Linked DNA regions of Mus musculus: region 1 is linked to region 2. A link is a loop called in an ENCODE intact Hi-C map of the cell type or tissue named here. Cell type or tissue: heart. All regions are shown on one strand. Each heading gives the region's core, and the rest is flanking DNA. Links, peaks and the distances in the headings are about the cores only.

Evidence for each region. A loop is a pair of places that touch in the nucleus more often than their neighbours do. Peaks named below come from ENCODE experiments on the same cell type or tissue, not always from the same donor. Only the 100,000 strongest peaks of a DNase experiment are listed, where the experiment ranks them.
Region 1: it touches region 2 in a loop (6-fold over the local background); 2 of 42 quality-filtered maps call a loop at or near these places.

The regions. Positions count from the first base shown.
Region 1 is chr5:142,459,919-142,468,192 of GRCm38, forward strand. Foxk1 (forkhead box K1) reads left to right here. Exons shown (of 9, transcript NM_199068.2): 9 at 1-2,097. It overlaps Ap5z1 (adaptor-related protein complex 5, zeta 1 subunit), which reads left to right and starts at 4,013. Exons shown (of 17, transcript NM_172725.2): 1 at 4,013-4,217; 2 at 6,340-6,474; 3 at 6,572-6,758; 4 at 7,724-7,868; 5 at 8,103-8,212. The coding sequence starts at 4,177. In heart, for the core only: no CTCF peak of the experiment used is centred there; DNase peaks (open chromatin) are centred at 2,391, 2,831, 3,293 and 4,003; H3K4me3 peaks cover 1,865 bases; H3K27ac peaks cover 1,740 bases.
Region 2 is chr5:142,363,860-142,372,186 of GRCm38, forward strand. Gm31068 (a long non-coding RNA gene) reads left to right here and starts at 1,811. Exons shown (of 2, transcript XR_377177.3): 1 at 1,811-1,980; 2 at 3,166-3,341. In heart, for the core only: CTCF peaks have their summits at 3,916 (motif pointing left) and 4,126; a DNase peak (open chromatin) is centred at 3,492; H3K4me3 peaks cover 2,644 bases; H3K27ac peaks cover 2,982 bases.

The sequences.
Region 1 (8,274 bases), core at 275-8,274, 96 kb after region 2:
CTGCCCAGGCTGGCCTTGAACTCCCAGTCCTCTTGCCTCAGCTTCCTGAATTTCTGGGGTGATGGCCTACATGCTACCATGGCCCAGCGCTGTTTGCGTTTTGTCTTTTTTTGTTTGTTTGTTTCTGTACCAAAAGCTGCTACACTGGTGACACAGCAGGGTGTGGCCTAGGTGCCCCCACAGACTGGCATATGGCACGTCTCTCTCTCTCTCTGCCCTCCCTAACCCCTAACGTCACAGCTGCTTGGCAAGGGAACATTTTTGAACCAACCACAGATGTTTCCTTAGGAAAAGTAGGTTTTCTACTCGTGGTGAAGAACAAAAGCCCCCTGAGTGGTCCTGGCTGCTCCTCTGCATTGCCTCACTGCTCCAAGGTTCCCTCTATCAGGCCTCAGCTCTACTGCAGGGAACATTCTAGAACCTGCCCCCCACACACACACTCCCCCCCATGGGCACGGGGCATAACAGCCTGGGCAGGCCTGTCCCACAGATGAGGCCAGCCGCATGCCTTCTCCAGAGGTACCATCTGGGCACGAGGCAGGACAGAGGATGCTCGAAGGGAGGAAGCGGCCAGCTAGAGGGAGAGCAGTTTGGTAAGAGCTAAGGGGAGGTAAGCCGGTGGGACTGGAGGCTGAGGGCTGCCCTCACAGCTGGTGCCGAGCCAGCAGTGGTAAAGATCCCTCAGTGAGGAGTCTGTCTGTCTGTCTGTCTCTGTGTGTGTGTGTGTGTCTCTCTCTCTCAAAATACTTAGAGTGCTTCAGTCACAATGAAAAGCATGTGTTTCTGTACTTGGGCTAAGCTGTCAAACACAGGCTGCCTAGGGCCCCCAGGACCTCTTCCCCTAAGTCCTTGTCTGTGTGTGCACGCACACACACACACACACACACACACACACACACACACACACACACACGCACACCTGCCTTGTGAGAGTTAGAGGACTAGAAGGGCCTGCTGCTTTACCTCTGGAATCCTGTTCCTGTGACTACTCACAGGTGACCAGTGTGGAGGAATCTGGGGCCCAGGCACCCCAAAAGCCTGAGTGCAGACAGTGGCCAGGTGTGGTCCACAACCCCATATGTGAAGCACTTACCACCATTAGAGCAACCTCAGCACTGTCCCCTGTGTCCCTGGGACTGGCTGACTCTGAGCTCCGTGACCCACTGAATGTTCATGTTCTCTGTCCTGTATGTATCCAAATGGCACCTTGGCTTCTGAGTCTGAATTTGCTGGCTTAGAACTTTTGTTTTTAATTGGTAAAACTGGGAATTCAAAAATCTAATATTTTCAATTTGGTCCCTCTCTCCCATAGTCTCCTCTTAACGTCCTTCCTGGGTGGGAGGGGCATTTGGGATCCCTGATAATACCTTAGCTTGATTCTTAGGCTGGGAAAAGGTGGTGGGGGTGGGGAGGGGTGACCCTAGCTGTTTTCCAGGTCTCTCCTTGGATTCTGCTGTGTTCTTGGGGGGGGCGGGCAGCAGCTGTGCACGTGTGAGGGAGGGGCTAAAGCCAATAGTGAGGCGGTTCTTTTTCTTAACTGAATGATAATTCTGTAAAAGTAATTGGGGGAGGGTCTTCAGGGAGTATGTGTGTGTGTGCGTGCGTGAGAGCATGTGTGATTTTGTTTTGTTTCATTTTTTACAGTGGCTGTCAAGTATTTTCATGATATGTTTAACACTTAGTGCTTTAAAAGCAGTGGTACCCAATACGATGGGAATCCGAGTTCCAGAGATGGGACGTGCCCCACCTCAGTGAGCGAAGGTCCCACTCTGGAGGCAGGGGTAAGAAAGGCCTGCGGACCCACACACCAAGCAGCAACACCTGGGCGTTCATTTCAAACGGGATACAGTATTTTTTTATAACAGAACCATCCTTTTTTTAAACAAAAAGTTTTGACACCTGAATGTGATTTCTAACTATTATTAGACGTTAATGTTTTAAAGCTATAACAAAGTGGAAATTTCTACTTTCTTTTTCATTCATTTGAACTGTTCTTTTATCTATTCGGTTGTTGTATGTGGGTGGGGAAGCTCTGTTTTCTCCTCTTAGCATTTGTTTCTATAACCAGAAATAAAAATTATATATTAAAGAGATGTACCCAAGGGTATGAGTGGTCCCTGGGAGTGGGTGACTGTGAAGGGCAGACCAATAGATAGCCTGGACACGCACTACTGCTTCTGGTCCCCAGGTGTTTCCTTGCATGCCTCCCAGGTGTGCAGTCCAGGAAGCCATGGGGTGAGGTAGAGTCTTGCCGGTGCCTGAGCTCCAAGGATGCAAGATGGTGTACAGATGGCAAGAGCTAGCCCATCTCCCCTGACTTTTGACACAGGTCCACCGCTGGGCCAGGGTGTGACAAAGGGGGTGGCATTTAATTTGCAGCTCGAAGTTCCAGAGGGTTAGAGTCTATGACCATTGTGGCAGGGAGCGTGGCAGCAGACAAGCAGGCATAGGGTTGGGGCAGTAGCTGAGAGTTTACATATTGAGACAGCCGCTGCAGGACAGAGTTGAGCTAATGGGGGATGCTTTGGGCACTTGACTGCAGGCCACACCCCCTAACCCTTCCCAAACAGTTCCACCAACTGGGGTCAAAACATTCAAGTATATGAGCCCATGGGAGCCATTCTCACTCAAGCCACCACCCCATGGCGGCTGCCTCAGAGCCCCTGGCATTCATCCTGACACTCAGCCAGGTGAGAAACAACCCACTTGTCCCTTTTTTCTGTGTACATGTTTTTGGGTGTGACTGCACCTGTGTGTGTATTTGTGTGGAGGCAGAGGACAACCTCAGCTGCTGTTCCTCAAGTGGGGTGTGTGTTCACATGCAGAGGCATAGGCATATGTACACTGGCCACAGGAGACGTGAGCAGATCAGAGGACAGCCTTCAGGTGCCCACCCTCATGGCTACTTACACCTTGTCTGAGACAGATTCTCTTTACCATCTCATAAGCCAGGGCGGCTTATCCTCCAGCCTCAGGAGAGTCTCCTGCCTCCTCCATCTCCTGTAGGTGTGCTGGGATTACAAATCCTTACACTACTGGGCTCAGGTTTTATGTAGCTTCTGAGGACCCAAACTCAGCCTGTCAGGCCTGTGTGTCAATCACTTTCAGGTTCTGAGTCTTCTTTCTTGCCCTACCTCTTCTCTGAGACAGAATCTCTCGTTGGCCTGGGACTTGCCAAGTAAGCTAGGGCCGGCCAGCAACCCTTAGGGATACTCCGATCTCCACTTCCTCAGTGCTGGGACTGCAAGTGTGGGTTTTATTTTTATATGGCCACCCAGGGATGGAACTCAGGTACTCATGTTCACTTTTACCAGCTGAGCCGTTTCTACTTCTGCCCGTTTCTCCCTGAAGCCTTGCTTATTACTAGGCCATGAGCACTAGGTATTGATTGGCAAGAGCCAGAAAGACACGGGTCCAAGTGTCTTTCCCACTGTGACAGCTCCTCAGTCTACTACCAGTTTCCTTTTTCTGTGTGTGCAATAGGCACCCATCTCCCAACCCAAATAGGTGAATAGTGCCAGGGCCTCATCTTAAAACCCAAGACTAGCAAGACATTGGGTATTTCTGCAGCAAAGAGCCTGACAGAATTTATAAAACGTGTCTGCCATACAGCTTTTGCTAAGGATGTTCTTTCTCTGCCACCAAGTCGCGCCCCCAGCCTCTCACTGGGGTAAATCTAGTCACCCTACTGCTAAACTATGTGCCTGCCTAGTCTCTCCAGGTCTAGAGTCTACCACTGGCAGTTCCGGGATCAAAGGAAACTGTTTCGGAGCCAGGAGTTCTGGGTTCCAAGGACCACGGTTCCATGACTCCCTGGCTGCTGACTGACGTGGAGAGAAGCCCAGGAGCTAGGCGGGAACTGGCTTCTGTACTGCAATATTTTGGCCAAGGCCTCCGCCCCGCCCCGCCCACCTGCCGCAGGACCGGAAGCTGGTCTGTCTTTTGCGCGGGGGAGTGGGAGGGATGGCCCTCCCACGTGGTGTGGCACCGGAAGCCGTCAGCTAGCGCTCCAGATTCTCCCACGTGATCCAGCCAGGACGCGGGAGGGTGGTGGCGGGGGTAAGAGGTGGGGCGAAAGAGGGCAGACACAGTCCGGTCACATGACACGTCATGTGACACGATCCCGGAAGTCCGCGGCAACGTTTCGGGCACTGGTGGGCTTGGAGCCGTGTCGGCATGTTCTCGGCGGGCGCGGAAAGTCTGCTGCACCAGGCCAGGTCTGCCGATCTGGGGCTGGGGCCACGGGGCGTGAGACGAAGCCGGGGAGGAGCGGGGAGGCGGTGGTCCCGCTGCACGGTTCGGGTCTCCGTGTGGCGCCGGGTCCGGGGCTCAGGGCGACCTGCGTGGAATGTGAGGCGCACAACTCAGCTAAGGGATCCTCCTCATCGTGTCTGGGTCCATGCTAGTGCTGACCCTGCACTGAGAGTCTAGGTTCTTTCCCAAATAGCCAGCCCAAGACTTGGTGGTACGTGATTCAGCGAAGGAAACGACTACCCGAAGCCCAGACCTGATGCATTTGGTAAACTGAAAATGCAAAGGGACAAATCTGGACTCTGAGCTGGGCCACTCGTGGGGAAAGTTTAGAATGGTTAAGATCTCTGGGATCTCCCAGAGCCTGAAAGAGTTAAAAGTCTGGAGTCTACGAACAAGACAGTACTCCGAAGACAGAGGGACTTAATAGGTAAATGACCTTGCCACCAAGCCTGACTCTCTCGATTCGACCCCCGGGGCTCGGGGAGGAAGAAGAAAATCAACTCCAGCAAGTTGTCTTTGGATCTCCACTCGAGCACCCCAACATGTACATAAATAAATGTAATAAATTAAAAAACAAAGACAGTTTTCTTAAGATCTATTAGGAAAATGGTTGGTGACCCAGCCACACAGTCTCCCCATGGGCCCACAGCCCTCCTTTGCCTTCAGTACTGGGTGGGTACTTTTCATTTTTAAGCAGTAACCTTTTCATGCCAACACAAAAATAACGCTATCCTGTCTCATAGCATCTGTGGTTTATCACTGCCCCAGTTGGGTACAACCCTGGGCCATTTGTATCTCCTTTTGCTCACCCAGCCTGTTCTCTAGGTGCCTCAATAAGACTCTGGGTGGAGGATGCAGGAAACAAAGCAGGCGAGGGTGGTAGGAAAGCTACTGGAGACCTTCCTCGGCCTGGGACATGTGGTACCTGCAGAGACAGTGCAGAACCAAGTTCAAGTACCTGACAGACAGGCTCAAAATGGGGGCAGTTTGCAAACCATCAGCCCTGTCAGGACACCATAGTGGGACTGTCAGCCATGATTTAGGAAGTTGGGGGCTCTCTTCCTCAGCGCCCACAGACAACTGATCCATTTATTTATTTATTTAGAGATGGCTGAGACAGAGTTTTACTGTGTGGCCCCTGAAACTCACTCTGTAGACCAAGCTGGCCTCAGACTCACAGAGATCCACCTGCCTCTGCCTCCCAAGTGCTGGGATTAAAGGCGTGCGCCACCACCACGCTGGGCAATTCCTTCATCATGGCCCTTTATTTTGTGGTGCTGGGAAGGAACCCAGCATGCATGTAGGCAGGCACCCCTTCCACCTCTTTTCCTTCCTTTTAAGCTTGGAATAGAAGCAAGGAAACACATTTCCACACTGAAGCCCGGCTCAGTCCTAGAGTGTTTGTGTTAGGCCAGCGACATCTCAGGCTTTCTTACAGTCTTACAGCCGGGAGTCTTTGCTCTTCAGTGTGGAAGCTTTGCATTGCTCTTCTCCCAAGGCTCAGGGAAGCGGCTTTCAACACGTGTGAGTGCTGCCTTTGAAGTTGAGAGTACTTCCTTATTATGTAAGGCCCTGGGGGTGGGGGGAGCCAGGCAAACACCTTGGGAAGATAAGGAAAGGGGATCAAGAGTTTGAGTCTGGGCTATGTAGTAAGTTCAAGGCCATCCTGGGCTACATTGCAAGACTCTAGGGTAAGAGGAGAGGCAGCTTGGACTAAATATCCCTGACTTTTGAAAGACTCATAAAACCTTTTACTGGCACGGAGAAGCTGAGGCAGGAGGATTGCTGCAAGCTCCAGGCTAGCCTGGGCTACAAAGTGAGGCCCTGTCTCAAAAAGCAAAGCCTTAAAAAACAGTGTTTTCTTTTTGCCACGGGAGCAACAGAACAAAGCTGTACGCCTCACCATTAATGGGTACCACTAGGAAACTGGGGGTGCTGCGTCTCAGTCCCAGGGGAGGAACCTGTCTGTGCCCCAGGTCCTATAAAATCACCCGCAGGCACTGTGAGCCTGGGTGACTGTTCCCTGCCTTCTCTGTCCCCCACTAGGGGCGTGGGTCAGCGCTGTGGTCCCCCTTCCTTCCTTAGGGAAATCCAGGATGAGGAGCTACGGCGTTTCTGCTCCCGGGTCACTAAGCTGCTGCAGGAAGCCCCAGGACCAGCCACCGTGGATGCCCTGCAGAGACTCTTCCTCATCGTCTCAGCCACCAAGTACCCCCGTAGGTGAGTGAGCAGCCCTGGACCCCTGTGCATCCTCCAGACAGGTCCCAGCCAGCTTTCCTGAGATGCCAGTGTTCTTGACATAGATCTTGCGTTCCAGGCTGGAGAAGATGTGTGTGGACCTGTTACAGACCACTCTCTGCTTGCCTGCCAGCCCTGAGCAGCTCCAGGTCCTCTGTGCTGCTATCTTGAGAGAGATGTCACCTTTTAACGACCTGGCCCTGTCCTGTGATCACACCCCAAACACCCGGCAGCTTAGCCTTGTGGCCTCTGTGCTCTTGGCCCAGGTAAGACAATTGCCACCATTGGGGTTGGTGGGGTAGTGGGTGAGTGGCGTCTGTTTCTGGTGGTTCTGGGAGGTCTCAGGAATACAGCAAGCTGGTTTGCGTCCCTCCATGTATCTGTGTGCTACAGCGACCCAGTCAGCTTGGTGCCCATTCCTTTGGATGGTCTAAAGATTGATTGATTTATTGATTAATTTAATGTATATGAATGCACTGTAGCTGTACTGATGGTTGTGATCCATCATGTGGTTGCTGGGAATGAAGGTTGCTCACTCCAGTCGGCCCCTCTTGATCTGACCTAAAGATTTTTTTTTTTTTTTTTTTTTTTTTTGGTTTTTCGAGACAGGGTTTCTCTGTATAGCTCTGGCTATCCTGGAACTCACTTTGTAGACCAGGCTGGCCTCGAACTTAGAAATCCGCCTGCCTCTGCCTCCTGAGTGCTGGGATTAAAGGCGTGCACCACCACGCCCGGCTTGGCCTAAAGATTTATTTATTATTATATCTAAGTACACTGTCGCTGTCTTCAGATGCACTAGAAGAGGGCATCAGATCTCATTTCAGATGGTTGTGAGCCACCATGTGGTTGCTGGGATTTAAACTCAGGACCTTCGGAAGAGCAGTCAGTGCTCTTACCCGCTGAGCCATCTCATCTCTCCAGCCCCCCTCGGATGGTCTAATGAGTATCTCAAGTGTGCATAGCCCCCCTGCCCTCTCCTGTCTCATGGGTGCACACATAATATACACATGCTCCAGTGTGCACACACACCAAGTCTCTGTTGATAGCTAAGTCCAACTTTAGAGCCTGGGCTGCCCATGTGACATTCCTGAACAGATGGTCCCTGCACTCGAAGAGCGACTCTAGTGTACTTTCCAGATTCTCTCTGGGGATTGAACTCAGGTCCATGAGCTGGAAAGGCATTCGCTTTGCCAGCTGAACCGTGTCCTCAGCTCCCTGTCCTGCTTTGAAGGGAGACAGAAAAGGAGAGATCAGATGTGTGAGCCAGCGCATCTTCAAGATCCTCGAGAACCGGCAGCCTGAGGGGCCCAGTGTCCGGCCCCTCCTCCCCATCCTGTCCAAGGTCATTGGCCTTGCCCCGGGCATCCTCATGGAAGGTACTGGACGCATCTTCCCACAGCGGCTATACTATAGGGTGTGGTGGGGGGAGGGTTGAGCTGTCTGGAGAAGCCTGCATAGCTTACCAGGTTGCACCCATGGTGTTGGGTTCTGTTGAGCCCCAATTTCTCTTGAACAAACTCAGCACTACCTGGGAGTCTGGGGGTTTAACTCTCCCCCCCTCCCCCATACACACACATACACACACACACTGTACCCTTCTCCTCCTGCAGACCAGACCAACCTGCTCAGCAAAAGGCTGGTGGACTGGCTTCGCTACGCCAGCATCCAGCAGGGGCTTCCGTACTCAGGGGGCTTCTTCTCCACACCCAGGACCCGGCAGGTGAGTCCCCACTGCTTCAGCGGAGTTGAAATGACAAATGCTCCCTCACAGGCTGGGTATGT
Region 2 (8,327 bases), core at 46-8,045:
GTTTATATTAAATGACGTCACATGCACCCCAGGCTGACGTCACTAGATACGTATTCAAGGATGGCTGTGAACTGCTGATCCTGCTGCCTCTGCCTCCCAGGTAAAAACCAGATCAAGCAGGGCTGGAAATGGAACCCAAGGCGTTCTGCACGCTAGTCAAGCTCTCTACCAACTGAGCCACAGCCACAACCTCCTCCGTTTTTATCCTAATGCTTTTTGTCATTTGTCACATGAGGCCACTTGGCCACCTGTGGTTATGAGGTGTGTTTTGATCCTTCGTCACAACTGAACAATACCTGACTTGTGACTGGTTTGGCAGAGAGAAGCAGAGAGTCCTCGTCAGTGAAACCCAACCCTGCTGAGGTCTGCCCCCTGCCCCCAACCGCCCCAGAGTGTGAACATGCGCAGCACAGCTGTAGCCATTTTCCTCCAAGCCTGCCAGCTATTCCATATTGCTGTAATATGCCTGCCAGTCACTGACACAGAAAAATAACTTGACTCAGAGCAGGACCATGCTGACCACATATTCTGTTAGGTTCTGCATGTTCTGAGCTCTATTTATCTTAGGAAATTCCACAAAGCTTCATATCAAATTAAAGGTCATTATAAGCTGTTACGTCTAAAATGGCTTGAGCCAGAGATGACCACTGGGCAGCACTTCCTGTACCTGCTTATGAGCTCACTGTGGGGTTTGTTGGGGGGGGTCCCTTTATATGCTGACAGAAAAAGATGTTTGGGGTCATAGTTCAGATCATTCTGAGCTTCTTTCCTGATCTGATTAGTATTAGGGTTTGCATTCAATAAACCATCCCTGTCTAACTGAGATTGGTAATTGTGTGGTTTGTAGAGCGACTCTCAGATCACAACAAACCCAACCCATGGTTTGGAGCCTGGCTCTCTGTCCGAGCCTCTAGTTCCTCTCTGATAAATGGGTCTAAGGGATGCTGTAGAAAGTTCTGGGAACGTCTACAAAGCTCCTAGCATGTGCTCTGCAAGCTACTGTTAAGAATTCTGAGCCTGGGGCTGCAGAGATGGCTCAGAGGTTAAGAGCACTGACTGCTCTCCCAGAGGTCCTGAGTTCAATTCCCAGAAACCATATGGTGGCTCACAACCATCTGTAATGAGATCTGACGCCCTCTTCTGGTGTGTCTGAAGACAGCTACAGTGTACTCAGGCCTAAAATAAATAAACTGGAGGAGGAGGAAGAGGAGGAGATGATGATGATACAGGCTCTGTATCATCCACTGTAGAGTGGATTCCTTGTGAAATCTACTACTCACTCCTCAAGCATTTACTGAGTGCTGGAGGAAGCTAGGGCCTTCACATGCTGCTGCAAATATAACCATTAATAAGATAAACAAAGCCAGGCCCAATGGTGCAGGCCAGTCGTCCCAGCTATTGGAGTGGTTGAGGCAGGAAAACTGAAAGTTTAAGTCCTGCCTGTCCTATAGAGCAAGTTCAAGGTCCAGGCTGTGCATCTCAGTGAGATCCCATCTCAAAACCAAAGCCGAGAAAGGGGCTGGGGAGCTGGCTCATTTAGGAAAGCACTTATTGCTCAAACGTGAAGACCTGAGTTCAATTCCCAGCCCCCATGTAAAACACAGATGGACACTAGGGACAATGTGGAGGTCCCTGGGGCTCATTGGCCAGCCAGCCAACCCAGACAGTGAGCCCCTGACTCAATGTTATCACACTGGGGTGGATTGTCATATGAGGCATGGCTCTCCGTCTTCACATCTCGCCACCACCCTCTTCCTTCCTCCCGTGCCCTTGACTTATTTTTCCTATGCTTCAGACTCGCCAGGTGATCCCAGCCCTAGAGCTCTGTATACGGATTGTTTTCTCTCTCCATGGTAACCCCAAGGGAGAACGCCAGCCCTCCCTCAGCTGCCTCTTTGTGACACATGAACACTGGTGTCAGCGCAAAGGAATAGGCTCAGCAAATTCTTCACCATCTCCTGGATCAAGATTAGATCACAGGTCAGTGAGACCCACAACGGGTAGAGACTCTGATGACCTGAGTTCAATTCCTGGGATCTACATGGTGGGAGGAGAGAACTGACTTGTCTGAGTTGTCCTTTGACCTCTATACATGCATTGTGATACATCTCTGCCCACACACACACACACACACACACACACACACACACTCATAGGAAGTAGAATGGTAGGTACCAAGGTCTAGAAAAAGAAATGAAATAATGTTTAATGGAGACAGAATACCTTCTCTATCAGGAAGGCACACACATGCAAAGTGAGTGAATAAAAGCTCAATTAAGCCGGGCATGGTGGCGCACGCCTTTAATCCCAGCACTCGGGAGGCAGAGGCAGGCAGATTTCTGAGTTCGAGGCCAGCCTGGTCTACAGAGTGAGTTCCAGGACAGCCAGGGCTACACAGAGAAACCCTGTCTTGAAAAACCAAAAAAAAAAAGCTCAATTAAAATATTAAAATCACCCTTTCTTCTAACAGTAGCCGCTTGACATTTTTCTGTATTCATCAACAATGCCCTCCACCAGAGTAGAAAGAAAGTCCGTGCAGAGGAGACTCCTTACCTGTGTGGGTCACCTGCTTCCTTGCAAAATACCTAGTGTTTAGCAACCAGGGACATGTGTTTATAAAATGGACACATACCAGAGAAGACAGAGAAGGATGGCTGCTTCCCTAGGCTAATGTCAGGGACATAAGAGACTTAATCTAACAGGGCCTGAAACCTGGTGCTGGTTAGAGCTGGCTGGAGTCACAAAGTGAACAGACCAATGTCCGCTTAGCTCCCAGAAAGAACGCATGGTATCCACAAGACCCAACCTAAGAAATGAAATACATGCAAGACACTTCACAATGTCTCTTGCTATAGTCCAATCTAGCCTTTAACTTAATGACCCTTGTGCTTCTGTCCCCCAAAGGCTGGGATTGCAGGCATGCACCACCTGCTTTATGCAGTCTTGGAGTGCACACTAAGGAAGCACTCTCTTCACTAAGCCACGGCCGGGACACCTTAACCGATTCTGAGCACAGTCTCGTGGCACAAAGCACATTCACAATGTTCAACCAACACCAACACCCAGTCCCAGAACTCAAGGCACTTCGCAGGTGTTAAACACTTTCATTTTCTCCTTCCGAATCCCTGAGGTCTCTTTCCTACTTTCTGACTTTTACCACTCCAGGAACCTCATATAAGCAAGTTCTCACAGGATATGTCTGGTCTTGCCATCCTGCCTCAGCATCCCGAGCTACTAGATTACAGGTGTGTGCCTCCTTTTTTGCACAACGTCCTCAAGGCTCATCGCATAATGTTAATTCCCTCCCACTTTTGAAATAAAACACATGTAACATGAGCGTCGTTCCTTGTGCTGCACTCATCGGATTCTTCACCGTCCTCAGCTGCCAGTTCACAGTGTCCACTGGAGACACTATGGTCAAAAAAGGTAGGCAGGATCCTGACTAGTGCCCCTTCCGGGCCGCACTTCCCAGAAGAGTCGCCGGCACTGCGTAAGGACGCACTGGGCGGGGACAGGCACCCGCCGCTACCCATCCTCTGCGCATGCGCGTATGCAACCGTCGGTGCGCATGTGCGGAGGCTCCGTTCCCCTGGGTCTGAATCCAGCGATCCGCGGTTTCGCTCCCACCGGGAGTTCTGTTTATAAACACACCGCGCGACCGGCGGCGAGGGGTAACCCTAAGTCAGTGAGGTCGGAGGTCAGAGGTCAGTGGGCACCGGGGCGCAGACGGAGAGAACGGCTTCCGCCACCCACGCGGGCTGTGGGATGGCTGCCTGGACGACCCTACCACAGCCCCCGGACTGCCGGGCGCCACGTGGTGCGCACGTGGTCCCGCGCGGCGGCGCGCCCCTCCCCCACGGGATCCGCAGTGCCCCCTAGTGGCGCCCGCTGCCCTCCGCGCATGCTCGGAGGGACGCATCAGGCGTCTTCCGGTGTCCCGGCTGAGCTTGCACGCCGTTTTCTGACCCACGCGGGGAGAGGGAACAGTGGTCCGCGATCACAAGCGTGGCGGCTGCTGTGTGGTGGGCGGGGCCTCAGGGAAAGACGTGACTTGCCAGGGATGGATGAGTGGATGAAGGAGCACGCATTCTGCGGGTAGGGGTCCGGAAGGTCCAGGCAGTAACCTATTCCACACTCAGGACACAGTCAGTCATAAATGAACGGTTCAAAGAGGAAGTTATTAAAACATTACAGGCGCTTTATTATAGCACTTAGTCTTCGAGATTGTGTTTATGAGAGCCTACTGAACACTCGAGCTGCTGTCCAGGCACCTAATGCTGATTGTTAAATAGCCGGCTGGTTCTTAAGTTGCTGCCTTTGTAAACTTTATGCCACTATACTAGTATTTGAAACATCTATTTGTCAATTATTGTGATGGTCAAAAGACAACTTACTTGAGCCAGTTCTCTCCGTCTACCATGTAAGTCCGATCACCAGGCACCTTTACCCACTTGAGCCTTCTCAGCGGCCCTTTGTACCCTGTTCTAAAAAGATTTAACGAGATAAACAAGTATTCTGGCTTGGTAATACACCTGCAATCCCAGCACTTGGGAGGCTGAGGCAGGAGGAGGTAGAGGCTCAGGAGATTCCAGAGGTAAAACAGCATCACATGTCTGGAGAAATGGCAAGTTAGAAGATTGTGAAAGGCCCCTCCTCAGCTTTATAGCATTAGGAAACAGCTGCTTGGGGAAGAGACTGGTCAGCTGAAACTGCAAGATTTCTCAGAAGGTGGAGCTGCCTGCTACTCATCTAGATGGTCTGAGTTTTCAGTGATGGCATCTGTCTTGTAAGTGACCCCAATAAAAAACTCATTGGTTCACCAGATTGCAATTTGGTATGGCCCTTGATTTGGTCTGTTGTAGATTCCCTTTCTGAGGTGAGTGGGCACACGTGTGTGTGTGTGTGTGTGTGTGTGTTACGTCTCCCTAGAAAAAGTCTGTCATATAACATTATAAAGCCCCTCTAATTCCACTGGGAATCAGATAATTCCACTTTGGGTCCCAAATGGGAGAGGCACAATGGCTGGCATTTTGTCATAGAGGAATCCCATGAGGCCTCCCTGCACTGGCCCCAGTTTTTTACTTAATCCACAGAACAGCTCTCAGCAGGCAGCGTGGACCACTGTGATCATCACCACAGACTCATTCTCTTCCCGTTTTGCAGGTTGGATATCTTGGGGTCCGAAGAGTTGGCCCCACTGAAGCCTGTCTCTTGGGCTGGCATTTGCTCTTTCCTCCCTTTATCCTCACAGGGTCCCCCTCTGCCTCCCAATCCTCTTATACCAGGAAAATTGAATTAAGTGGTGACATCATCTTTCCTGAATCACTTCTGTAGAGACCCTATCTCCAAATTTACTCATATAAGTAAACTGGGAGTTTAGACTTGGGTCTTGCACGCGCTCAACTGGCCAGGAAGAACGACGCTGCAACAGGATCCTTCTGCACACGTTTATTGGGAGAGCATTGATTGCATAGGCCAAAGAAGAAGAACCCCGAACAAGGAAAATGATGCTGCTTATATACCCCTCCATGTGACGTGTCAGCTCCTGATTAGCTGCTCACTCATCATCCCATTACTACGCCCCGGGATAGGCAGTGACTTGGCACGAATTTACTCTTGCACCTGCGCACATTACTTGTTTACCAGTTAGGCACAGCAGAGGCTCATGATGGCAATTGCTCACGGCTCTCCACACTTGGGCATGCAAAATTTGAGCCAGGCTCAGTGGCACACACCAGCTACTCTGGAGGCTGAGGCAGGAGGATCACTTGAGTCCAGGAGTTCTGTGCTTTCCTGAGCAGGTATCCCCACTAATCAAAATGGTAACCTCCCAGGAGCAGAGAAGCACCAGATATTTTAAAGGAGAAATAAATGGGCCAAGTTGGAAACAGAGCTGGTCAAACTCCCACACTGATCAGTATGCAAATTTTGGGCTGAGATGGTAGGTCAGTTAAAATGTTTACCTTACAAAGTTGAGTCCCAAGTTCAAGCCCCAGAGCCCACCTTTTAAAAGCATCCTGGTGTTGTGAATCATGGTTATAACCCCTCGCTGGTCAACCTACTATAACTGACAAGTTCCAGACCAACAAGAGACAGTCTCAGAATAAAAGGTAAGTGGACAGCAGCTGACAAAGTACAGGAGACATTCATTTGTATTACATGTGGGCTGGCGAGGCTGCAGGTGAGGTTCTCAGTGATTGATAAGGAAGGGCCCAGCCCATTGTGGGTGGTGCTATCCTTGGGCTAGTGGTCCCAGGTTCTATAAGAAAGCAGGCTGGGCAAGCCACAAGGAGCAAGCCAGTAAGCAGCATCCCTCCATGGCCTCTGTATCGACTACTGCCTCCAGGTTCCTGCTCTGTTTGAGTTCCTGGCCTGACTTCCTTTGAGGATGAACAGTGATGTGGAAATGTCAGCCAGATAAACCCTTTGCTCCCCACGTGGCTTTAGTCATGGTTTTTTATTACAGTAGTAACCATCATTAGGACATACATTTGTAAGATTATGTGTACCCACACTCATAAACACACACATAATAATCAGAACGTATGCAGACGTTGAGCTGCCTAGGAGATGAGTAAAGGACACTTACTCCTGTGAGGGTGTGTCCCAGAGGACATATGGGGGTCCAGCCGCTGAGACAAGGACACCACCCTGAGCACAGACAGGATTCTCTGATAGACTACAGGTCAACATGGAGCCAAAATGGAGGAAGGAGCCAGGGCTGGTACTCAGTAGGTTGATGCAGGAGGACAGCAATTTCAAGGCCTGCCTGTGTGACCGGAGCTCAAGACCTGCCCAGGTAACTTAGTAAGACCTTGTCTCAAAAGGAAAGTCAAAGAGGATTGGGTTGAAGCTCATTAGTAGCTCACCCACCTGGAATCCCCCAGTGAGGGGCTGGGGTGTGGCTCAGTGGTAGAGCCCCTGCCTAGAATCCCCCATTGAGGGGCTGGGGTGTGGCTCAGTGGTAGAGCCCCTGCCTAGACTCCCCCAGTGAGGGGCTGGGGTGTGGCTCAGTGGTAGAGCCCCTGCCTAGAATCCCCCAGTGAGGGGCTGGGGCGTGGCTCAGTGGTAGAGCTCCTTCCTAGAATCCCCCAGTGAGGGGCTGGGGTGTGGCTCAGTGGTAGATCCCCTGCCTAGAATCTCCCAGGGAGGGACTGGGGTGTGGCTCAGTGGTAGAGCACCTGCCTAGCATGCCAGAAACACTGGGTTCAGTCCTCAACACTGAGAGGGAGAGGGAGAGAAAAAAAAGAGAGAGGAAAAAAGAAAAAAAAATTAAATATCCCATTTGATCCTTGCTTTCATGGACCATAATAACTTCTAATGACCCCTATTTAACCTCCAAGAAGTACGTTTTACACCCAGGAGGGACCCATCCCACCTGCTGACTAATGTCTCCCTTGCTGTTGCTGTCTAACACCATCGAGTCTCATCACCTCCCATGAGCCCTCAGGTCCGCGCAAGCGAAAGCTTCTGTTGTGGTATTAGGCTGACCTCACACCCTGTCTGAAGGTTAGCAGTGCTGGGAGCCCTGTGTCTTGTGTCCCATTCATAGGCCTTCATTTTTTTCTGGCACACTTCTATCACAGAAACCCAGGGAAGGAGCTGCCTGTCCCCTTTACCCAGGACTCTCAGGGTGACCAGTCCCACCCTCACACACGATCTCCCCTCTGTGGGGTCTCACAAAAGAAATCTAGAATTGTTGTGCTCCAGCTCTAGCCCCGACCTTCCCAAGCTGCTCAGGTCGTGAGATTGGCCTGGCACAGACAGAACGAGGACCCCGGGTTGCAAGCAGGCAGCCACCAAGGCTTTATCGCAGATTTCTGCGGAACAAAGGCCCTGCCGGCCCTGGGAGCTCACGCTGTGGCCCTATTGAAATCTTGAGGTAGCCTTCTATTAATCACCCCCGCCCCCCACCCCCACCCCCGTGCCTCAGAGGCCAAAAAAGGGAGACACACAAAAACCTCTTTTCTAAGCAGGAAGAGCTTTGCGGAGACCCAAGCAGAAAGATTTCAGCCCACAAACCCCTCTCTCTGCCAACCGCATAGATCCTTGGGCCTCCTAGACTCGTACAAACAAACAAGAGAAGCCTGACTGGACGGAAGGACGGAAGGAGGGGGAGCAGACGGACGTGACCAAAAGCCCTGTGAACTCTAGGAAAGCAGCCTGGGTGAGGGAGGGCCCTCACAACCCCTCCCTTGTCTTTTTAGAAATCAAAAAGACCCGATTGAATGTTTTTGGTTTTTTTTAGGTACACAATGAGAGCATAGGCAAAAAAAGAAACAAAAATCTCACTTCCTAAAGAAACGAAGAAGAGAGAACAAATTTTT